Linked DNA regions of Mus musculus: regions 2 and 3 are each linked to region 1. Evidence: chromatin loops called from intact Hi-C (ENCODE). Cell type or tissue: left cerebral cortex. All regions are shown on one strand.

What was found. A loop is a pair of places that touch in the nucleus more often than their neighbours do. Peaks named below come from ENCODE experiments on the same cell type or tissue, not always from the same donor. Only the 100,000 strongest peaks of a DNase experiment are listed, where the experiment ranks them.
Region 2: it touches region 1 in a loop (2.7-fold over the local background); 6 of 42 quality-filtered maps call a loop at or near these places.
Region 3: it touches region 1 in a loop (2.9-fold over the local background); 2 of 42 quality-filtered maps call a loop at or near these places.

The regions. Positions count from the first base shown.
Region 1 is chr5:33,029,044-33,037,043 of GRCm38, reverse strand. Gm29892 (a long non-coding RNA gene) reads right to left here and starts at 5,866. Exons shown (of 4, transcript XR_868337.1): 1 at 5,743-5,866; 2 at 5,416-5,505. In left cerebral cortex, CTCF peaks have their summits at 2,734, 3,614 (motif pointing right), 3,615 (motif pointing right) and 4,701 (motif pointing right); DNase peaks (open chromatin) are centred at 3,632, 4,786 and 6,453; H3K27ac peaks cover 1,594 bases.
Region 2 is chr5:32,973,737-32,981,736 of GRCm38, reverse strand. Depdc5 (DEP domain containing 5) reads right to left here. Exons shown (of 43, transcript NM_001170567.1): 37 at 7,812-7,920; 38 at 6,193-6,420; 39 at 2,183-2,352. Among named protein-coding and RNA genes, the nearest start is that of Ywhah, 41 kb to the left of the region's middle. In left cerebral cortex, no CTCF peak of the experiment used is centred here; a DNase peak (open chromatin) is centred at 4,339; H3K27ac peaks cover 3,725 bases.
Region 3 is chr5:32,744,844-32,752,843 of GRCm38, reverse strand. All of the region lies in intron 3 of Pisd (phosphatidylserine decarboxylase), which reads left to right. Among named protein-coding and RNA genes, the nearest start is that of Gm52771, 15 kb to the right of the region's middle. In left cerebral cortex, CTCF peaks have their summits at 4,997 (motif pointing right) and 6,306; DNase peaks (open chromatin) are centred at 1,395, 4,999, 6,421, 6,955 and 2 more places; H3K4me3 peaks cover 1,449 bases; H3K27ac peaks cover 2,997 bases.

The DNA of each region.
Region 1 (8,000 bases):
GGGGGGGGGTGGAGCTGGGAGGAATGGAAGGAGGGGGAACTCTGGTTGGAATGTATTGTATGAGAGAAGAATCAGTGTTCAACTAAAAAAAAAAAAGCAAGATTCTGTTCCCTGTTTCTAAACTGTAGCTGGACAAAATTCCACAATATCCTTAGGTGCTTCCCTTAGGAATTTTCCTTCCACATTAAGAGTCAGTCCTTGGGGAATATGGAACAGAGCACATGCCCACCCACCCCCCCACTACCACAAAAGCCAGAAAGAAGCTATGATGTGCACAAGGGCACATACCCTAGGCTCCTAGGAGGGAACTGTGTATGGTTTCAATGCAGGCCATCTCTCCACTTCAGTGGGCTTATGGCCTCCTCAATTCTAAGTTTGTGAAAGTAAATACCACACAGTAAATACCACAACAGAGCATTCGTGGTAATGTTGGGGTCCAAATCAGTTAAGGGGTTGCACAGAGAAATGCAGTGAGGCAGAACCAGTGCAAGGAACAAAGCTAAGAGGTCTGTCATCAGTGCCTGGAGGAATGGCTCCTCCATTCAGAGCACTGGCTGCACCCTCAGAGGGCTGAGATTCAGTCACTAGTACACCCACGGCAGCAACTGTCTCTAACTCCAGTTCCAGAGGACCCTCTTCCGGCTTCCATGGGTATTGCATTGCATGGACATGGTGCACACACATACATGAGGACAAAACAGCCACACACATAAAATAAAAATAAAATCAGGCTGGTGAGAAAGCTCAGTGGGTAAGAGCACTGACTGCTCTTCCGAAGGTTCTGAGTTCAAATCCCAGCAACCACATGGTGGCTCACAACCATGCCCTCTTTTGGTGTGTCTGAAGACAGCTACAGATAAGTGTACGTATGTATAATAATAAGTAAACCTTTGGGCCGGAGCAAATGGAGTTGACTGGAGCAAGCAGAGGTCCTAAATTCAATTCCCAACAACCACATGAAGGCTCAAAACCATCTGTACAGCTACAGTGTACTCATATACGACATAAAATAAATAAATACATCTTTAAAAAATAAAAATAAAAAATAAAAATCTCAAAAATAATTTGTTTTAATGTTGTCTTCACCATAGACTCAGGCTCTCCTGCGTCCCTGGAAGGGCCAGGATCCGAACCCATGCTGTACTCAACACAGGATGAAAAGGGAGGAGGCATCACTAGTCCAAATCAGATCAGATCAGATTCCCTCCTGCAGAGTCAAAGGCTGAGCTTGGAAACACCACCCAGCCCAGACAGGGACATGGCATCTCAGCTGCCCCCAAGTGCCACCTTGAGATCGTATTGGCCTCACCATCCACCATTCCCTAAGGGCCTAGAAGATTCTGATCCGGAAAAGCCAAGGTCTCCATTTCATATTTTCTTCCTGTGAACACCTTTGGACCCTCCTCTCCCTCAGTTGCAAGGTCAGCACATGCAAGAAGCTACATTTAAGAAATGCCTTTTTAAGCTGGGCGTGGTGGCACACGCCTTCAATCCCAGCACTCGGGAGGCAGAGGCAGGCGGATTTCTGAGTTTGAGGCCAGCCTGGTCTACAAAGTGAGTGCCAGGACAGCCAGGGCTACACAGAGAAACCCTGTCTCGAAAAAGCAAAAAAAGAAGAAGAAAAAAAAAAAAGAAATGCCTTTTTAATTTACATTTTTATTTATTTTGTATGTATGTCTTATGTGCAGGTGTGTGTGTGTGTGTGTGTGTGTGTGTGTGGCCAAGGCACACTTGTGGGAGTCAGTGGGAGTCAGGGGACAGCTTATGAGAGTCAGTCCTCTCCTTTTGCCAGGTGGCTCTGGGGAGTCAAACTTAGCTCACCAGGCTAGGTAACAGGCGTCTTTCTTCACCTGCTGGGCCATCTCACTAGCCTACTAGCCTATCACGAGGGGGGGGGGGCTTGATGGACAGCTGTGGTGGTTTGAATAAGAATGGCCCTCAAAAGGTCACATATTTAAATGCTTTGTTGTCACCCGGGAGTAGAGGATTAGGAGGTGTGATCTGAAGTTCATGACCAGGGGTGGACTTGGGGATTCAAAAACCCAAGCCAGGTCCAGTGTCTCTCTGTCTCTGTCTCTCTTTCTGTCTCTCTGTCTGTCTGTCTGTCTCTCTCTTTCTCTCTCTCTCTGGTTACTGATCAGGTCAGGATGTAGCTCTCAGCTACTGCTCCAGAGATGGCCTGCAGCAGGCCACCATGATCCCTGCCATGATGATAATGAATGATAATGAACAATGAACTAAACCTCTGAAACTGTAAGCAAGCTCCCAACTGAATGCTTTCTTTTTTTAAGAATTGCCTTGGTCATGATGTCTCTATGCAGCAATAGAGCATAGGACACCAGCTGACCACCTAACAAAAACAATAACACCTGTGGGTCTGATGGAGAAAATATGGGGCCATTGGTGTCCTGACTGACTGATATGCTGATAAGACCAGCTAGAAGCTAACAGAATGGCAGACCAGATTGGCAGACCTGCCGACTAGGCCAAAGACTGACTAATCTAACTAGACTGGCTGTCCTGGTTGGCTAAAATGACTGCAGGATTGATTGGCTGTCAGTTTGACTGCTGCAGGTATTGCAGTGACTGACAGCTTTGGTCTCCAGCCCCCTTCAGGCACACTAACTGCGAGTGCCTCCCGCCATCCAGTCCTGTAACTGCACAGAACTCAGCTGATGAAGCATCTCTCCCAGGATTCCCTCCTGCCCCTAAGTGGCTGGAAGCTGCCACCTCATGGCTACACCAGGTAGCACATGCCCTGTGAGTGTGCGGTGCCTAGTGGGCAGGACAGGAAGAGGGGGTTGGTTGCTCAAGGAGCCTCCTACTGCCTCATGTTCTCTTCTCCTCCTTGAAAGTGGGCCGGGCTGTAACCCCCCTCCCCCCCACGACTCCCACTGGCGTATCCAACCCTGGAGCCACATGCGGCTGTGGAGAATAATTAAGAATGTGGGCCAACAACAACAACAAAAATCGTACACTAGCTTAAACTATAAGGTTCATCTGTTTGTTTGTTTGTTTGTTTTCGAAACAGGGTTTCTCTGTGTAGCCTTGGCTGCCCTGGAACTCAGAGCTCTGCCTGCTTTTGCCTCCTGAGTACTGGAATTGAGGTTGCACGCCAGCATCACCCAGCTTAAAGCAGTCTAGGAGGTTCTCAGGAGGAAATTTTGTGGATGACAAGTGGTGTCGCTGTCAAAAGGTTGGACACGCCTTAAGTATAGCGTATCAAAAGTGCACTATCTCGGGCTGGTGAGATGGCTCAGTGGGTAAGAGCACCCGACTGCTCTTCTGAAGTTCCAGAGTTCAAATCCCAGCAGCCACATGGTGTCTCACAACCATCCGTAATGAGATCTGACTCCCTCTTCTGGTGTGTCTGAAGACAGCTACAGTGTACTTACATATAATAATAAATAAATCTTTTTTTTTTTAAATGCACTATCTCCAAAATTCCAAGAAATCTTCTAGGACCCCACTCCCATCCCCAGGACTCTACAAAAATCTGAATTGGGGCCAGGGGACACTCCATGGGGCGTTCATCATTGCCCCTCAAACTCTCTTGCAAACTCAGCTCCTGCCTTCCGGTGGAGCGTGGTGAACACCAGCGAGCCCACTAGGTGGCAGCAAATGCCTAGGAAAGTGGTACCTACCAGGCTGGAGCAGCTACTTCCTAACCCCAGGAGGCCAGATGGAGCCAAGGCAAGGAGGTCCAGAGTTGCAGGAATGTCCCCATATCAGAAAGAGGGACATGCAGAGGCAGAGAAGCTAAATGGGAGGGGTTGTAGTGTGTGAATGTTCACAGCCAGATAATATGTCCTCCCTGAGGCTGACTCTGTGAAGTTAGAGACAAGAAGAATATCTACTGTAGAGAACATGTTGAGTGTTATCTGGATTGTGTGTGGAACTCTATCAGAGCATGCAGTAAGGAATCAGTAAGACATCCCACAAGAGCCGGGCGTAGTGGTGCACGCCTTTAATCCCAGCACTCGGGAGGCAGAGGCAGGCGGATTTCTGAGTTCAAGGCCAGCCTGGTCTACAAAGTGAGTGCCAGGACAGGCAGGGCTACACAGAGAAACCCTGTCTCGAAAAAAAAAAAAAAAACAACAACAACAACAAAAAAAAGACATCCCACAAGCTGCCGAGACCTGGCTTAGCCCATGTTCTTCTGAGAGAGTATTTTGTAGGATCAGATAATGGTCCCTCATCAGTTGACTGTAAATAAAGAAGGAAATCTCCACATACAGAATGGGCTTGATGAAATTAGTGGAAAAGCCTTAAAATCAAAACTAAGGTTTCCATTTAGAAGGAAAAAAATCTGCCTAAGGATAACATCTTCAGGTCCCTGAGAGTTCCAACCTCCACTTCATGATTTCAGACCCACAGTCGCTTCCTCAGGTGTCTTCTGAGGGCACTGTTTTCTTTGGTTGAACCCTGACTGCGGAAGCCTTGTATGTGGTGGGGTGTGGTAGGGTGCAGTAGGGTGTGGTGGGGTGTGGTGGGGTCACAGTTATTCACTCCTTCTAAGTCTCGGGTAGTATTAGCTTTTAAGGGGCCATAACTAGAGGCTACAGGAAACCACCGTAGTTTATTAGTATTGCTAGGCATAGGACCACAAGTAGGCAAAGGAGCCAGGCTTTCTGCGCCACCCCACTCGGGTCTTATCTTCATGGATGCAACCTACTTGCTTCCAGGCTTTCTCTACAAACTCCCTTTGCCACAAGAGGCCAGGCGTAGCCTCTTTCTCCACTGTAGGAATGAGAAGGATGGATCCAAATCACACTCTCTCTCTCTCCTGGGAGCCAGCTGGTGAGTCGTCTCCCCCACCTCCACCCGCAAGCCTGCTGTGCTCTGTCCACACCCCTTGCTCTCCTGCCCTAATTCTAATAACCATTTAGACTTATCGGTTATGCTCTACAGTGGGAGACCCTGCCAAGTCCCTAACTCATCTCAGCCAGCTTCACCACAGGCTGTGGGGTAGATGCCATTGTCCCATTCCCAGACAAGAAAGGCAAGACACCAAGCCACACTTAGTCTCCCACACCTGTCCCCCTCCTGGGAAACTTGCTTCTCCAAGGCAGACTTCCTTGGTGACACTCTGCGAAACTGAGAGAATCTTATCACTTCTCAGGCCCTCAGATCTTCAGCCCACAGTGATAACTGTGGAGAGCAACGGTGGCTAGCCTAAGAGAACCTGGGCTTAGCGCTTGGCTTCCCTTCCTTTCTTCCACCAAGGAACTAAGGACACTGGAGAAACACCATCTAGAGAGAAAACGGTGAGTTCATGAGTAAAGCCATGTATAAGGATTGGTGCTGCAAGACTCAGCAAGCTCTGCGCTCTCTCTCTCTCTTTCTCTCTCTTTCTCTCTTTCTCTCTCTCTAGGCTTGGTTCCCTCCTGTGACGTGGATCAGTAAACAGCTCACCTCACAGGGCTGTGGAGCCACTGCAGCCACTGACATAAATCGGCACATACTGCTCTCCTTCCCTGGGCCATTGGTTAAGCGAAGGTTTCACTGCAAACACAAGAAAGAGATTCCAATTACTGTTGAATGAACACTCATGACATGCCTTTCTCTCCAGCCTCCTGAGTCCTGGAAGTCATGTGAGCCACTATGCCCAGATGCATTCCCCCTCCTGCTTTCTGAGGACTCTCTTTGTCCCTGCTAATTCCTCTGCCAACCTTCCCTCTCACACATACCCTCTGCCTCATCCCTAGCTATAGAGCCTCCTCCCCTAGCTGCTTCCAATACCTGTTGATAGGCTTTCCCCTAAAGTTGGGTATCTTCCCTGTTGGATCCTGCACATAATCTGTATCACAGCATGTTTTGGAATAACTATGGGATTTCCTTCTCCCATCACACACACGACTGTGAATCCCATTACAACATATACCTGGGCTGGTTTTGCTTACTGTGGTATCCCAAATCGCCACACACAGAAATAGCTGAGTCCGTGCTTGTTGGATTAAGCCATAGGTGAGGAAATAAGTCCAGGCACCTGCATAGCTGTGGATGGGGGATCATATACCCTGATTTGCTTGGGAAGATCAAGTATTCATGTCACTTGTGCATAGTAGTAATGGTATCCCTGTTCACTCTCAAATACCCCAACTTGGTGACATGCTAGATGATCAGCCCAGTTATTAGGAAGGAGACAGGGTTGGTCTCAGAGATTCTACTCTTCTCCAGTCTCACATTCATTCCCTTTTTTTTTTTTTCCAAAGCAACCACGGCTCTCTTTCTTCTGAAACCTTTGTGTGTGTGTGTGTGTGTGTGTGTGTGTGTATTCCCCCTGGATTCATCCCAACCCCCTGAAATACATGAATATTCCGTTTTCCCATTTCACTGTGAAGTATACTCCTGAAGAGTTGCCATGGTGATCTAATATTCACTACCCTAGAAACAGTTGCCTAGGAAATGAGTGATGTCACTTCCAGGAGATGTGTTTCTATAGTAACCATCTTAGTGGAATTCAGGGGGTGGCCATGAAAGTGAAGAAAGAAGAGGGCAGTTGCAGAAAAGACAAATTAAAGAACAGAAGGGAGTGGGGAGGGGAAGTGCAGGAGGAAAAGGCCAGGAAGGTGGGGACCATCCCAGAGCAGATCTCAGGAATGGAAATGTCTCTAGAGACTACCAAAGACAAACTAAAAGGCTAGGACTTACGACCACACCTCCAGTTTAGAAGAGATGCCAAATGTAAGTCTTGCAAATAGTTTATCAGTAGACAGGTAGAGAAACAGAAGATTCTTTTCAGTCACCTTTAAAAGTATTTATCTATCTATTTATTTATTTGAGGGATACTCATGCCACAGTCTACATATAGACAGAGGACAGCTTGTGGGTGTCAGTTCTCTGCTTCTATCACGTGGGTTCCAAGAATCAAGCTCAGGTCAGCAGGCTTGGTGCAAGCACCTTTAACAGCTGAGCCATCTGAATGGCTCATTGGTCATTTTCCTGAAATTCCAACCTCTACATAAATAAACTGTGAGTTGTGTCCCAATAGGAGAAAACCTGAGTGTCATTTTCATTTTCTTATTGTATCTACATACACATACACATATACACATGTAATCCCACCTTAGCCCTGTAACAAGACTCGTGTCTGTGTCAATTGACCAAGGCATCTCAAGCCATCCACCCAATGCTTACTATGTAGTAGCAATCCAATGAGATTATTGAGTGGAGAAGAAATGATAAATGTCACTGTGTGGTAAAGAGCCATAGTCCTAGACCCCCAAAATGGGCTCACAAGAGGGGTCAAGGATGGGCTCAAGAGAGAGAGCATAGAATTTGAATAGTGCAGAAGAAAGTCATTCCAGAAGGATCAGGAAAGATTTGTGTAAAAGAGAGAAGGGCAAGGCTCAGTCAATAAAGTAACGGTTCCACACGAACAAAAGCCTGTTTTATCACTCAAAAAACTCGTTAAAAAAAAAAACCCAGGAGTGACAGCCCATGCCTTAATCCCAGCCCTGGGGAGGCAGAGAGAGGAAGAACTCCAAGGCTAATTCTAGTTAGTTGCTCTAGTTTAACCAATGGGCTCTGGGTTCAGTAAAACTGTCTCAAAAATTATGGCAGCGAGTGACTGAGGAAAGTACCTGATATCAATATGCACACGTGTGTGCACTCCGTGAACATGTTACACACACAAAGTCAAGTGAGCAGCTTCAACAAGTGTGATGCAGCTGCACTTCATCTGGTGCCGTTGCTTCCACTGTCCCTGTGTGGCCTGGCCTACAAAGGATCCTTTCTCAGAGGAAAAGCATTAAGGCCCTCATTTCAGGACATGCCGGAGAATGTAGGCAGGACACTGAGAAGCCAAACTCGTTAAAAAGGCAAAGGAAATCAAGAGTGACAGAGGACTGGCAAGCAGAGGGGTCTTATCAAAGATGTCTCCTCTTCAACAACTCTAGATCCTTTTGAAGTTTCAAATTGTTTCTGTGCACATATGAAAGCAACATAGTGATATGGGGGAAGCAGGGACCTTCAAGTCTTTCAAAGACTGGGCTAGG
Region 2 (8,000 bases), 55 kb after region 1:
TGCAATTATGTCTGGCTTTCATGTAGGTGCTTTCATGGAGGATCTGAGCATCCTCAACCTTGTACAATTAAGGACTTTATCTACTGAGCCACTCATCTCCCTAGACACTCTGCCCCCTTACTTGGATATTATGGATGCTCTTTGGAAAAGTTCCTCTTCAAGGGAGGAGTCAGTCCTTGAAGATACTAAGGCATACAAAAAAGTCAATGCCTAACAGACACCTAACAGACCATCCCCAAGACTCCATGGTTTTTTTTTTTTTAAAGATTTATTTATTTATTATATGTAAGTACACTGTAGCTGTCTTCAGACACACCAGAAGAGGGAGTCAGATCTCATTACAGATGGTTGTGAGCCACCATGTGGTTGCTGGGATTTGAACTCTGGACCTTCGGAAGAGCAGTCGGGTGCTCTTACCCACTGAGCCATCTCACCAGCCCAGACTCCATGTTTTATAAGACAAAATTAGGCTTATAAACTTCCCCTCACCTACCAAGACTTTCTGTTTCTCTGTGTAGTCCTGGCAGTCCTAGAACTCACTATGTAGTCTAGAAAGCCCAGAATTCAAAGAGATCAGCCTGCCTCTGCCTCCCAAATGCAGGGATTAAAGGTGTGTGTTAACATCGCCAGGCAGGCTCAGCTTACAAACTCATGACAACTCTCTCCTGTGCTGCACTTACTTCTCTTAAGAGATCTCTTAGCATTCACTAAATAATTCTTTTTACTTCCCAGCTGTCCTTAGCTATGTGCTGAAATGCTTGGGCTGGTATTAGAGGACAGTGGGGCTCAAGTGACGCATGAAAATATTTCTTCTGTGCATGAAAGGAGGAGCGGAGTATGGCTAAGGAGGCCTCTGAGAAGATATTCACAGCCTGGCTAAGGAGAGCCTGCTTATTTTACAGTGCTGAGGCTGGGGATGGGCAGTGCTGTGGGCTGGATTCATAGCACAGGATCCAAAGGCCAGTCAGGATAGAATAGCAGGAGAAAAGACAGGTAAGATGGCCGTCCAGCAAGGCTCCTTAACCCTGGCTCTTGTGACACTGTAGGCCAGTTACTTCTTTGAGGGACTTGCTCATTAATACTGTCAACTCTGGTTGCTGTCCATCAAATGCTAAAAATATATCAAATCCTCCCCTGTGTGGAGCTGGCAAAAATATCTGTAGATACAGCCAAATGCCCCCAGAAGACAAATTCACCCTTGTTTCAAGAATGGTAAGTTAAAACCAGTGATATTAACTAACTGGGAATTGGTGAGGTAAACTGGAATAAATAAATACTAGAATATTCTGTAGCCTCATTGTAAAAACAATGAGGCAGGGCTGGAGAGATGGCTCAGTGGTTAAGAGTGCCGACTGCTCTTCCAAAGGTCCTGAGTTCAAATCCCAGCAACCACATGGTGGCTCACAACCATCTGTAACGAAATCTGATGCTCTCTTCTGGAGTGTCTAAAGACACACTACAGTATACTTACATATAATAAATAAATAATTAAAAAAAAAAAACCAATGAGGCAAAAAACCCAAAAAATTAAATTCAACAAATAAAAAACAAGGCAGATTGACTTGTGTTGGTATGGAAGATATACAGTAGAAAACAAAATGTAAACAATATGTATCCAGCATGCCAGCATAAGTGCATTCTCACTCTGTATTCCAGGCCAATCTAGAACTCACTATATGTAGCTAAGTGGCCTTGAACTTGTGGGGATTCTTTTGCTGAGTTTTTTTTTTTTTGTTTGTTTTTTGTTTGTTTTTTTTTAGGTGTGAGCCACCATGGCCAGCCTCCCATTCCTGTTTTGTAGATACACAGACTCTCCTTTAGCCAACATGGTGACCATGATGGCTGCTTTTAGATGGAAGTCCCAGGACACAAGGGGGAAGGGGAGGTTTGCTTTTCCCTCTGGACTGGTGATTCCAAGTTCTGGTTAGCACAGCCAGGGGTTTGTTACCAGCATTTAATAGGTAGAGGCCAGATACTGTTCAACAACCTACATTGGGCACACAGTCACTCACAATAGATAATTATCTGGCTGAGTGTCAGTACTGCCAAGATGAAGAAGAAACACTAGTCAATACTCTGAACTTACCTGTGTTTAGTGTTCTAAGGCTATCCCTACAGGTCAATAGGTTAAGTGAAGGAACCTCTACAAAGTACCCCCTTGCCTGAAAGTAAGGGATCTCACCATCTCAAACAGCACTGTGGCAGTCACTGCCATCCAGTGTAGCTTGATCTCAAAGGCGGCATTGAGAGAGAAGTTTCCATGGTAGTAACAGCTGCACCATTCCAGCCGGTCCGTTCGGTTGTTCACATCAACATCCAGGGTCACAGTCCTCTGCTCTGGGACAGTAGCAGCTGTGTCAGCACACAGTGGGACACACACAGAGAGGTACAGGAGTGGGGTAACAGAGAAGAGTGGACAAGAGTCACCATAAGTATGAAATTACACAAGTGCCCAACAGAGGCTTCTATCTCTGGAAATCACTAGTCAACAGCCCAGAGATCTAGAAAACACTTGTTCTGCTTGCTGTTAGATAATAAACACTTCAGGCATTCTGAGCTGTCTGTGAGCAGCTATGCTACTGCAGGACAAAAGCCCCATAGACACCACATGAGAGAATGACTTCAGCTATGTTCCAATATAACTTTATAAGAACAGATGAAATCTTAGTGACTCATGTTGCTATGGCAGAAAACACAGCACTGTAAATTTATACAAACCCACAGAACGCACAATACCAAGAGTAAACCCCTAATCATGGGTTTGGGGTAATGAAAGTGAATCCATGTAGGTTCGTGGATCAGGACAAATGTCATCTGATGGGGGTTGACAATGAAGGAGACTGAGTGTGAGGAGGCAGGGGAACTATGGGAATTCTTTGCTCAACTGTGCTGGAGAGCTAAAATTCTATCTAAGAAAATTAGTGATTATAGTCACACATGGTAGCTTAACTCTGTAATACTAGCATTCAGAAGGCTTAGGGAGGAGGAAGAATGTAAGTTAGAGGACACTGTTGTAATATAGTCAGACCCTGTCTCAAAAAACAAAATCTGGGGGCTGGAGAAATAGCTTATCATTTAAGAGTGCCTACTGCACAATCAATGAAGCTCAGAGTTCAGGCCCTAGTGCCCACATAGAAGCCAGGTGTCCCACGCACTTGTAACCACTGCTCTAAAGGAGGCAGAGGTAAGAGGATCACTGGAGCCTGTTGGCTTCCAGCCTAGCTGAGAAAATACAAGCTCCAGGAAGAGACCCTGCCTCAAAGGACTGAGAAGGCACACAGTGATACAGGACACCATTGCTATCTTGTGGCCTCTATATATGCACAAACACACAAATACTTGTAAATATATAAAAAGGAGGGCCAGTTATAAAGCAAATCATAAGCTAGGTTTAGCCGATTATGCCACAGTTTGACTCCTGGGCCAATCCATTCTTTTCTTTTATGAGAGAGGGATGTTATCTTAACCATTATCACAAACTCAGAAACTCAACCAGGCTGTACACAAGAGCTTCAGAATTCAGCGACCCACAAACAGATAAAAGGAAAAACAGCCCAGACTAGTGCGGAGGAAGCATTACTTTCTGGTTCTAGCCCAGGAAGGTATTAGGTCCTACAGTATTTCCTCAGGAAATGAAACCTCGTAAGGGCTTTGGCCTACATGGGCAATAACCACAGCCAGTATACTGAAGTTTTCTATAAATCAGGGTCTGCTCTCCTATCGCTACTCCTCGTGTTTTTTCTTTATCTGAAAGAGCCAGCTTGGGTCTGGGTTCTGCAGGTGGAAGCTGTGAGTGGCTCCTGTATCAGGAAGTTTAATGTGCTGCTACTGGAAGGCAGCGCATTAGCTCGGGTTGTGAGTGATGCTCCAGAAAACCGACATTCTCCCAGTCCTGGAGCATGCAGAATGGGCACAGCTCTTGATTTGGAGCTGGAAGAGCCAAGCTTCTGCAATTCTAGCCACAGGCACGTGTCTCTGAAAGCTGTACTTCATGTCTCCTGGTTTAATTCCTTGTCTGCAAACTGATATGGCAGCCCAGTCAAGAAATACACAGCTCAGAAAGGTTTATAAAGCTCCCTCACTTGCCTTCTCCTCTGGCCACTCTGTGTCTCCTCTTTTCTCTGTCTCATTATGCTTTCCTTCTAGTTTATGACATGAGCCTCACTAATGCTCAAAGTGAGGTCTATCTGTGGCTTTTTGAGCACTTGAGGCACATTTGGTACCTACTTGTTCACTCTGATACTAAAATGAATTAAAGCTAGATTCTGTCTGGGCTTCATGTTCCTACTTTATGACACTCTCAGGAGCAATTTATTCAACACTCCACACCACAGAAAGCTGTGTTCTCTGGGCTGGCACACTGTGAGTATCCTCCTCCAGAGTCAGAAAGCCTGTCACAAAACCAAAGGCAAGGGATAAACACCAGCAGTGACTTCCAACAGCTCTCTTCTATGATCAGGTCTGTTAAGTGCAGAATAGGTGAGTCTGGGGGCCACCCAAGGAAATGTACTAGTCAGCCAAGTAGTGATTGCTCTAGCACTGGCTTTGTACTTCCAGGGTAAGATCTGACAAATGCAGATGCTTCTAGAAGGCTTTCAGTATGGACAAAGCTGCAACTACATGGGAACTCTAATCAATATGCACAAGACCAGAGGAGACACAAGCTTAGCATGCTAGGGGGTTATTAATGACCTAAAGAGCAGATCAGTATCACCAGAGGAGAAAGAACCCTGAAGCTCAGCTCTCACAACCAGAGCTGCCTCACAATAGAGCAGGTCTCAACAGGTATAAGGGAATTTTTAAAAAAGAAACTAGCTAGCTCCACCTACATTCATTCACCAGGAATGCTTTGGAAAAAGTCTGGAAAGAATGCAACAGTCTCTCCTGACTTCAAGATCTAACAGACTGTCATAGGAAACTAGAAGGTCCGTGCTCTGGCAGAAGGTACGTGGTGCTGTTTCCCCAGACTCGGATGCCTCTGTAGCATCCCAGCCCAGTGACTTAAATAAGAATGGGGAAGTGGGAGCCACCACAGGCCAAGCCAAGGGTACATGCATCAACATCAGGCATTTCACAGCAGCTTTCTGCTGCTACCTCAAACGAGCATCAGAAGTTTTAAAAAAGGAACAAACAAGTAAACAAAAAGCCATCCCCAAACAGTAAAGCAAACAAAAACCCAATCAAACCAAAGGTAATAGTGGAACTCTGGCCTTTCTCTTCTGTAAACCATGTTAGGTTTATTTCCCTGAGGAAAAATTCAAGTGCTGAAGTTATACATTATTTATTTATCAAATAAATGAATTGGTTAGGTTTTTGAGCCAGGGCCTCACTGTGCAGCCTGGGCTGGCCTCGAATTCATAATCCCTGCTCTGCGTCTGCTTCTCAAGGGCTAGGATTATGGCTATGTACTACTAACTTCATCTGGCCAGAAAGAAATTTTACTTTTTTTTTTAAAGATTTTATTTATTTTATGTATATGAATACACTGTAGCTGTCTTTAGACACACCAGAAGAGGGCACTGGATCCCATTACAGATGGCTGTGAGCCACCATGTGGTTGCAGGGATTTGAACTCAGAACCTCTAGAAAAGCAGTTGGTGCTCTTTAACCACTGAGCCATCTCTCCAGCTCCCCGCCTCCCTTTTTTGGTGTTTTGAGACCTATGGCTGTCCTTGAACTCAGATATTTTCTTGCCTCTGCCTCCCAAGTGCTAGGATGAAAAGATGAACTCACCACAGCCAGCTGTACTTAGAAACATTATTTTTTCTTGTTTGCAAGATGGCACATGCTTTTAACCAACAGTTCTCAACCTTCCTAATGCTATGGCCCTTTAATACAGTTAGTTCCTTATATTGGGTAACCCCCCCAATCATAAATCATTTTTGTTGCTACTTCATAACTAATTTTGTAAATATTTGTGTTTTCCAGTGGTCTTAGGCAACCACTCTGAAAAAGTCATTTGACATCTAAAGGGGCCATGAGCCACAGGTTGAGAACCTCTGCTTTAAATCCAGTAAAAGAAAGTGGATCTTTATTGTAGGTCAGCCAGAATCACACAGGGAGACCCTCTCACAAACACACACACACACAAACAATTTTCTTGTGGTTCTAAGCAGGGCCTGTACATGCTCGAGGGCTAGCAACCACTCTTCTCCAGCTACCTGCTATCCCCAGACTCCAAAGACAACTTACCTAACAGCGCAGCTGCCTGGCTCCGTCCTCCAAAACTTCGGCTAAAGGAGCTGTGTCTGCTTGCATAAGAGGCTGGCCGGCTAGGTAGCCAGGGCAGGAGGAAGGCAGGAATCTCAGAGTGCACAAGCTCTTCTGCCACAAAGGCCACCTCAAACCACTTGCGTTGGAAGCTGGCAAAGTCATCCGCTCCTGCTGTGTACCAGGGGGCAGAGGGCTGCTGCATAGCCACTGGGAAAACGCAGGGGAAGTAAAGGGTCCCTTATCACAATGCTTACTTTCTGACTGATACATGCTACAATACAGACAGACCTTGCAAACATTGTACTAAGTGAAAGGAGCCAGGTATAAAAGCCTACATTATATGACTCTACACACATGACATATTTAGAAAACAAAAAGCTACTAGTGCTTACACAGTGAGTGGCTGGAAACAGAGGGGTTGGGCAATGACAGCTAATAAGGAAGAAGTAGTGGTTGTTCAATACTGCTAGTGGCTTTTGTTATGTAGGCTAATTTTATGTTATGTAAGTTTTAATTCAATTAAAAATCTTATCAGTCTCATAATAATTTCAGGGCATAAACTGTTGTAGATTTTTCTTTTCTTTTCATATTAGAAGACAAAAATAGACACCGTCTTGACAAGAGTGCAATCAATGGCACTGGCTATACCATATCAGGTGTGGACCCAGAGGTGAAAAGTGACTTACCAGATGGAAGAAGTAGTCACTTCCAGCCAGTCCGCATGCATTTGAAATTCATATACTACGGAGGCTGGTCTGAGTCCTTGGTGTTGCCAGAGTTATGCAAGCTAGATATACTCATGCTAGGAATTGTTTCCCATTGGAGAATTCCTTTTCTTCACTAAAAAGGGGTGGGACTACAATATTGATAAGAAGCAGAGTGTTTGCCTCATGTGCACAGAACCAAAATAACCAGGCAAATGCACACATTCAGCCCGCTGGACTCATGAGCTGTACATCTACAGAGTCAATCACATACATGGAAAGTATTTGGGGGAGGGGGGCAGGAGAGTATTTACATTGAATATGAGTAAACTTTTCTTGTTTCCTGAACAATACAATATAATATAGCAGTAGTTATTAGTTATTATAAATAATTTGAGGATAATTTAAAGAATATGAGAGAAGGGGTCAGAGAGATGGCTCAGTGGTTAAAAGCATTGGTTGTTCTTGCAGAAGACCCATGTTCAATTCCTAGCATCTACACAGTGACTCATAGCTAATTGCCTGCAGCTCTAGCCCCAGGGGACTGAATATCATCTTTTGGCCTCTGCTGGTACCTGCAAATACATGGGGTAAACACACACACACACACACACACACACACACACACACACACACACACACACACACACACACACACTTTCTCTCTCTCTCTCACTCTCTCTCTCTCCTTCTCTCTCATTTGTAAAAATAGCTAAATAAATCTTTTTGAAAAACCAGCATTGTTTTTCACTTATGCTTAAAATACATACAAATGCTGAAAGAAGTTAACAGAGTGTCAACTCAAAGCCACATACAGAGCTCAGGATGCACTGTGATGTTAGAGAAAGGAAAAGCACTCGCCCCTGTGGCAACTGTATGTACTTTGGCTCTGACCTCTTTCCGGTTCTTTGTCCATTACTATCTTGTAGAAATAGAAGCCATAGATGAAGGTCCGCCATGCTTCACCAGATGCATGCGTTATGAGCTGCTCTTCCAGCATTTTCTAGGAAAGACAATAAAAACCTGAAATTCCTGCAGCTGACATCTCAGAGGCAGCCCATGCTTGTACATAGCAGTCAAGGT
Region 3 (8,000 bases), 280 kb after region 1:
GGCCAGGATGATAGACAGGATGGCCAGGGCCATTCCTGGGTTTCCAGAAAATAGCATCTTGCCATTACATTTTGCAGAGGCTTAAAAAGGCAAACCCACAAGGGCGTGTGTTTCCTTTCAAGTCCAGTCAGGGGCAAGCATTTATCCACCATACTTCTGCCTGCATACCTCCGGCCTATATCCAATTGGCAAGCATACCTCCTGCTCTCTTTTCTGCTCGTACTTCCACACACATGTGATGAAGCCCATCCAGTGTGGTTGGGTCGGAGTAAAAACATGTGCCTCGCTATCTCATAAACAGTAGCCTCCAGTGTGTGTTCTTGAGGAAGGGGTTTACAAGTTAAAGGCATTTTTGTTTCATGGATCTTTTAGACACAGGAATTAAACCCAAACCATAACTTTGGCTCTGATAAGAGCCCAGGTATAAAAAGCAGGATGGTAATGTGCACTTGTAACCCAGTGCTGCAGAGGTGGGGACTGATCAGCCCTTGAGTCCCATTGGCCAGCTCCCTAGCCTATCCGTGAGCTCTAAACCAGTGAGAAGCCAGTCTCAAAATACAAGATTAGGAGACTAGAGAGATGGCTTAATGGTTAAGAACACTTACTCTTGCAGAGAAAGCAGGTGTGCTTCCCAGCATAGCTGTGAGCATGGTGATGGCTCACAACCATAACTGCAGTTCCAGAGTGTAGGATAAAGTGGCCTGAGTGCCTTTGGTGGGTGTGTGCCTAGGTGTGCAGCTAAGAAATCAAGCCACACTTGAGATGTATGGCAAGAGGTTTATTGGGAGATGGGGGAGAGTGAAAGAGCAGCTTGGAGTGGGAACATGAGAGACAGAGAGATCAGACAAGACAGACAGGCAGGCAGATCTGGGGGTGGCCAAGGCCTTTTTATGCACTGCACCTGGTGTGCCTGACAGCAGCAGATGATGATGTAAACTGCTACCACTAGGTCCCTGAGAGCAGGCCAGTGGAAATGCCTAATTAATGCTAACACAGAGGATCTGACACCCATCATTCCCTGCCCTGCACGACAGCCTGTAGTCACAACCGGTGAATCCTACCTGGGGAAGTAAGGCAGGAAATGGGATGGGGTGGGGTGGGGTGTCAGGAATAGAGACCTCAAGCATCAAGTGAGCCAACAACAGACTCTGGGCTGTCTAGAAACAGGCTTCAGTGAGGCAGCTTGGTTAAAGGGGAAAACAAAGGCTATTTAAACCTTTGGGGAGTGAGTGTACATCATTGGCTGGGGCCAGGGTCCTGGGGATTTGCATAAGGATGAATTCTAGGTACTGCTGAACCTTGTAAGGGAAGAGGAAGCTTAGCCTGGCTACCAGTTTCATGTTCCTCTGGTGAGGAAAGGGCTGGGGCTCTGCAGGCTCCTGGATAGAGGATAGCAATCCTACTCCAGCCAGTTTCAGGAATAGATTTGCAGGGCTTGGACACTGCTCAGTCCCACTCTTGCTCCAGTTTTGTTCCCTACAGCTCCACGGCTTCCCCAGCCCCAGAGACACCCTCTTCAAATTCTAGCATGCATGTGATATATGTGTATACATGCATACCAAACACATGAAAAAAAAATCTAAAAAAAATTTTTTTTGAGTTTTTTTTTTCCCCCAAGCTGGGTTTTTCTGTGTAGCTCTAGCTGCCCTGGAACTTGCCCTGTAGACCAGGCTAGATTGGAACTCAGAGATTTGTCTGCCTCTGCTGGGATTAAAAGTGTTTGCCACCACCACCAGCAGCTAAAATTTCTTTATCCAAGATGCATTGCTTCTAGGACACAGCACTCATACAAAATAGAAAGGAGAGGGAAGTGTCTTAATTACTGTGCTATTTGTAAGGGATGACGGAGGCCCCCCAGAGTGTCACAGGATACATCCAGACACCAAATTCTCAGCCCAAAGATTTCTTACAGGGGTGGGGTGTGTGGGGACCGCAAGCAGCAGGTGGGCTTGGTTGTCTTCAGGAGAGGGGTTTTAAAGAGGAAAAGGGAGAGTCTGTGCTAAGATGAGTTGCTCAGTCCTGATTAAACGTATTAGCCAAGTAATGAGTTTGATTGTTGGACCTTGGAGGTTTGTCTCAGGAGTGAGTCAGTGGCCAGATAAGGGAATGGGCCTTGGGGGCTAAAAATGTAATCTGTTTAGTACGGAGAAGAAAGGTGAAAGGCGAAACTTGTTGGAGCTGTTTCCCATGCTTGGACCTAATAGATCCCTTCATTATAGCTGTGAAGAGACACGGTGACCACCATAATTCTTACAAAACGAAGCATTTAGTTGGCGGTTTGCTTACAGTTTCAGAGGTTAGTCCATTGTCATCATGGTGGCAAACAGACAGGCATGGTGTGGAGCAGCAGCTTAGAGCTTTTCATCCTGACACATAGGCGGCAGGCAGGCAGAGAGACAGAGTAGGCCTGGCCTGGACTTTTGAAACCTCTAAGTCCAACCCCAGCAGCACACATGCTAAGCCTTGCAAACAGGTCAGCCGCTGGGGACGGAGCGTGCAGATGAGTGTGAGCCTGTGAAGGGCCTTCTCATCACCCCACAGTAGGCCGAAAAGCTCTCAAAGTGCTACAGCCTCATTGTTTTTATTTTTGAGATGCAAGTCTCCATGTGTAGCCCAGGCTAGCTTCAAATTGATGGTCTACCTGCCTCAGCTTCCCATGTGTTTGATTACACATGTAAACCTCCTGTGTAGTCTTTTATTTTTTTAGTGTGCATGCTTTTATTCATGTATATGTTTGTGGGTAGGAACAGGTTTTGTATAGGCACAGAAAAATGCAATGTGGTCAAGATCAAAAGACAGCCTCAGGTGTCAGTCTTTGGGCTCCTTCTACTCTTTGAGACAAGGTCTCTCACTGCCTTGGAACTTGCCAATGTAGTGAGCTTACAGAGACAGATCCTCCTCTTAGGTTGTCGTCCCTGGGGTCCAGGTGCATTGCAGCACACTTAGTTTTTGGTTTTATGGTTTGGTTTGGTTTTTTTCCACCAGGTTTTGTTTATGAGGATCCTGGGGATCTGAACTCAGGCAAGCGCTGTACCAACTGAGCCATCTCTCCAGCCCTGTGAACGCTTTTGTATGGAATACAAAAGTTAAGAAAAACGGGGCTGGAGAGATGGCTCGGCGGTTAAGAGCACTGACTGCTCTTCTAGAGGTACTGAGTTCAAATCCCAGCAACCACGTGGTAGTTCACAACCATCTGTAATGAGATCTGACTCCCTCTTCTGGTGCGTCTGAAGACAGCTACAGTGTACTCATACATGTAAAATAAATAAGATTTAAAAAAAAAAAAGTTAAGAAAATCGGCTGTTACAGGGAATGCCTCTGCCCGGGAGTTGTTAATACTGATGTTTGGTTTATCTCCATGTGCTGTATTTGATTTTTCTTTGCATTTTTTAAAAGCACTATAAATTCTTGCTTTAAAATACTGTCCTATACACTCGAGAAACATAAGCAGGGATGCTTACTTTGGGCTTGATCTTGGGCCTTTTGTGTAAACATGGTCTGAAGAGCGGTGCAGACAGCAATGCGGAGGCCAAGCTTGGACTTGAGGGATGCTGGTCAAGGACACCCACTTAGCCCTGCATCTTTACCATCAGCCTCAGCTGCCTCACAGGGAGGCAGGACCCAGGTGCTTCCCCTGGCACTCCTTCCTTCCTTCCTTCCTTCCTTCCCCACACCTCAGGGTGCTGCTGTCTCACACAGATGTGCACAGCTGTGGGCAGCACTTCGCATGCTCCGACAGCTTTGAAGTGAATGTAAATTGTGTAGCCGTGTTATTTAGAAGCAGGGTTGCTGCTGACTTTCTGCAGTTGTTAGATGAGGCTGTGTATGTATGTGTAGGCAAGGAGTGCGCGGTAGGTGCTGAGAAAACAGTTGTGCATGTTAAATGGGCAAGGAGTGAACTTGGCTGTGGAAAACCTACTTACCTGCTTGGCCTCTGTGGCAGTGCCACTGTCTGGAGCAGTTCTCTGACACTGCGGGACCTGTCCTCGGAGAACTGAGTTCTAGAGGAGAAAGGACTCTCAGGGATCTCCAGGCCCTACCTTTGCTGCTTCTGTGCGGGACCCATGGCTCTGAGACATGCAGCCACTCTATTAGGTGGCTCAGGCTGTCCACCGTGTGGCCAACCTCCAACCCATGCTCCAGTCTAATTTCTTTTCCTGACACCCTCAGCTGAGGCACAGCTCTGTACCATTGGGAGATTGCCACCCTGGCATTGTGTGGGAAAGCTGAGGCCTGTGTCTAAACATGTGCAGTTTAAAAACAAAGTCAGCCTATAATCCAGATCTTAGGAGGTTGAGGCAGGGGGGCTGCCACAATTTCAACACCACTTGGGACCTATTTAGTGAGTTCCAGGCTAACCTGGCTACTGATTGAGACTCTAGGTATCTTGACAGAAATAGAATAGGACAGGATGGCATAAAATAAAATTGGGAACAAACGAGGCCTGTCCTAGGCTGGCCAGTGATGACTTGGAGGCTTGGGATGCTATGGGATGCTTTCTGCTGAGCTTATCCTGCCCCAGCACAGGCCATCTCAGGATCCATGTAACACTCAACGTGGAGGTGAATGCCCTGGGCTGCAGGCTTTTCTAGACGTTGTTTATGGTGAGGTTCCTAAGAGACATTTCTGAACAAAAAAGAGGAACTGGGGAGGACTGAGAGGATCTTGTGTGGAGAATACTTCATGCTTGCCCAGGCTTTCTAGCTGGACATGTAGAAAATGAACCTGCCTGTGACTTCTTGTGCTACTCAGAGATAGCAGCCATATTTACTGTGCCTCTGGACACTTGGTAATAAGAGGTGACTGTGAGCACCTGCTATCCTTGTCCCTCAACTACATTTAATCCCTGACACAGAGCATTAGACAGTGTACAAACAGGGAACGCACGAAAGTCACCCATCTTGGGTTTAGCCTGTGCTCTACTAAGCAGCTCCAGATCCCTTGTCTTCGGTTGTTGGCAACTAAGTGGTCTTCAAGCCTGTAAAGCCTCTCATTGGCACTAGGTGGCAGTCTCAGCCAGCAGAGGCCCAGAATAGAAGGGCATGGGTATCCCAAAGGGACCTCTATGTAGTAAGCTAATCTTATGATGGGGTAGGGTTCCCCAGAAAGAAAATCATCTTTTAACTATCATTTGAAATCCTAAAGGTGTTTGCTTACAAAAAAGACATGTGGTGTCCAGGTCCTCAGGGATCGAACTTAGGTCTCCTGCTTGCAAAGCAAGTGCTTTATGAACTGAGCCACTGCCCCAGACTCCAGTTAATCTTCAGAGGTCAGGGACTAATTAGGACTGTCTACTGGTGCACAGGTCGAGTGAATGAAGGCAGCTTCTGTGCATTCTGTGTCCCCAGCCCCGTGGTGTGGTGTGGGTGTGGAATAATATCATGAAAGTCTCACAGGATAGCCCTCTAGTCTGCTAGAAAGTCTGCTTGCCTCTGCCATAGCGTCATCCCTGAGCTTGTCACATAAGGCTTGCTTGTGCTTGATCCAGGTGAAGAGGACAGGTGTGTGGCACTGTGTCTAAACAATGTCAGTGATTTTTCAGCTTTGTGATCCACCCGTCCCTAAGTCCTCTTAACAGGATGTCATCTAGTTCCAATCAGGTTATGAAATCAGGGGAGTGAAATTCAGTGTGGTCAGAGGGGCTGTAGATGTACCCTTTAGTCTAGCATGAAAGACTAAGTCCCACTTGGCCATTGCTGAGTTGACTACATAGACATGAATGAAGTTCATTTGATAGAATGTTGATTTCCCCCAGTAGATCTTCCTCTTTCCCTAGAAAATGTTAGGCCCATTCCTATCCTTTTATGTTAGTTGAATGCCAGTGGGGCAGGCTATGGATGGTCTGCTGACTGCAGTCCAGAATCTTCCCCTTCAGTGTAAAGAAAAGAGGAATTCCACAAGGTATTCCCAGCTCTGAAAGCACTGCCTGGTTTCTAGGCTGTGGGTGAGTGGTGGCTGTTAGAAGCTTTTCTTGTTCATCCATCCACCTTACCTCTAGAGTCTGGGCTTTATGTGTCAGAGTTTTATGGCCCTGGGGGACAGATGAAGTTGCCAGGGTTAACCTTGTTAATTCAGGATCAGGTGTAGGAAGAAATTGTAAGGATTACTGCATCTGTAGAACTTCTGGAGGGGATGCCGGAAGTAGCTTTGGAGTGAAGAAGACAGTCCTTACAAGGCCTCTGTCTTGTAGGGTTGATGACAAGGGCTGAAGCCAGAAGCCAGCCAGATGCTGAGGATCCAGGGTCCCTGAACTCCCAGGAGGCATCCTCTGGAGAGTGCTGGGCCCTTGTGGCTCTGCTGGGTGTTGAGTGGGGAGCGGTCAGTCTTTGGTCAGTCAGGAGGCTATGACAGGGTGGGGCCAGGGCCCCTGCTGGCCTCTTCCTCTTTTCTCCAGGCTGTAGCCCCTCCTCTTAAAGGGCCCTCCGGGCTTCTGTTGCTTGGCTTGGAGCTCAGAGGGAGTGTTAGCTTTAACAGTGTCTAGTGTTGCTCCGCCTGCCCCCCGCCCTCAGCTTGAACCAGAGCCCCTGCCTGCTCTGAGGCTAACGCTTCAGAACCTAGCCAAAGCTAGAGAACCTGAAGACCAGAGCCCAGAAACTGGAGTGAGGCTGGTCTCGGGAGTGACTGAGCTGATAGAAGCCACAAGTGGGACCTGGAGCATCAGGCAAGCTTTTCAGGGCTCTTTTCCTTCCCTGTCCTGAGGCTGGGAGGTCTGGGTGGGAGTGCCTTCTAGCACATGTAGTTGGCTCTTTCATAGTTAGGGCCTGGGAAATCCCTTGGGTGGTCTTGCTCTCCTGCGCCCCCCCCAGGGAACCCCCCCCGCCCCCCCCCCCGCCCCCGCACTTGGTCTCCCTGAGCTCATTTCCTTCACATCCTATAGCTTCTCTAGTCCCCAAAAGGCTGGGCAGGAAGTGAGGGAAGTGAGCAAGATGCTGGGAAGTGTGGGAAGTACAGGCAGGCATTGGGGGTGGCCCTGGGCTCCCAGCATGCATTTCTCCTGTGCTGCCTCAGCCTGGTAGAGGGAAGCATCCTTGTAGACTTAACCTCAGAGGGCAAGGAATGGATGACATACTGTCTCTGCCTTGGGGCAAGAGAAGATTTCTTTCTTTATTTTTGAGAAATTGAAGAACACTTGTCTGTCCCTTTCTCTCACCCCACCCTCAGCTGCTGACCTGATAACAGGCCATCTAGCCTTCTCCTTGTCCCCTCTTCCATGCTTATGACTTCCCAGAAGAACTGTTGGATTTGCCTGGGGAGGATCCGTTTTCCTGTCTGTGGCTTATGAAGTCTGTCTACCTCCAGCCCAGGAATAGAGGCAAAAGGAGTTAGCTGCCTCCCTGGGCACACCTGCCAGGAGGCCCTGCCTCAGGAAGCTAAGGTAGAAATGGCCGAAGACCTGTAGGGTGGGGCCATGAGTTAAAGGGAGCAGGAGATGCATGATCTGGGCTTTGCGGGTCTCTTGCCCAGGAAGGGCTTGTTGGAGTCTGCCTGCCTTTCATCTGCCCAGACCAGAACCTACCAAGTCAGAAATAGGAGGTGTGCACAAACCGGAGAGTACACCTGTACCACCCACCCCCCCACACACATGCCCACTCAGTACCTCACCCCTCACACCCATACACACTTATAATAACTGCTAACTGGGCTGCTCCGTTTGTTGACTTAAGTTGGAATGTTCCATTCCACTGAGGACCAAGTATCCTTGCCTCGTCCCAAGCAGTGGTGGATGGAGAAGGACATGGTTGTGAGCCCCAGAACAGCATGTCCTCACAGTCCTCCCCGTGTGCTTGCAGTGGCCCTTACATCCTACGTACTGGGCAGAACTGGCTCATATTTTGGGCTCCCCTTTCAGAATCACCCCTTTTGTCTTTTCACAGTATTCCCTTGCTAGAAAGGGAGGTAAGACTTGGGGGCCACAGGCATGAGGTAGGAGTTAAGGTTTTTAAGGTTAGTCGGACTTTGGTTATAACCTTGTTCTGAGTCTCAAGGGAAGTGGGCAAAGG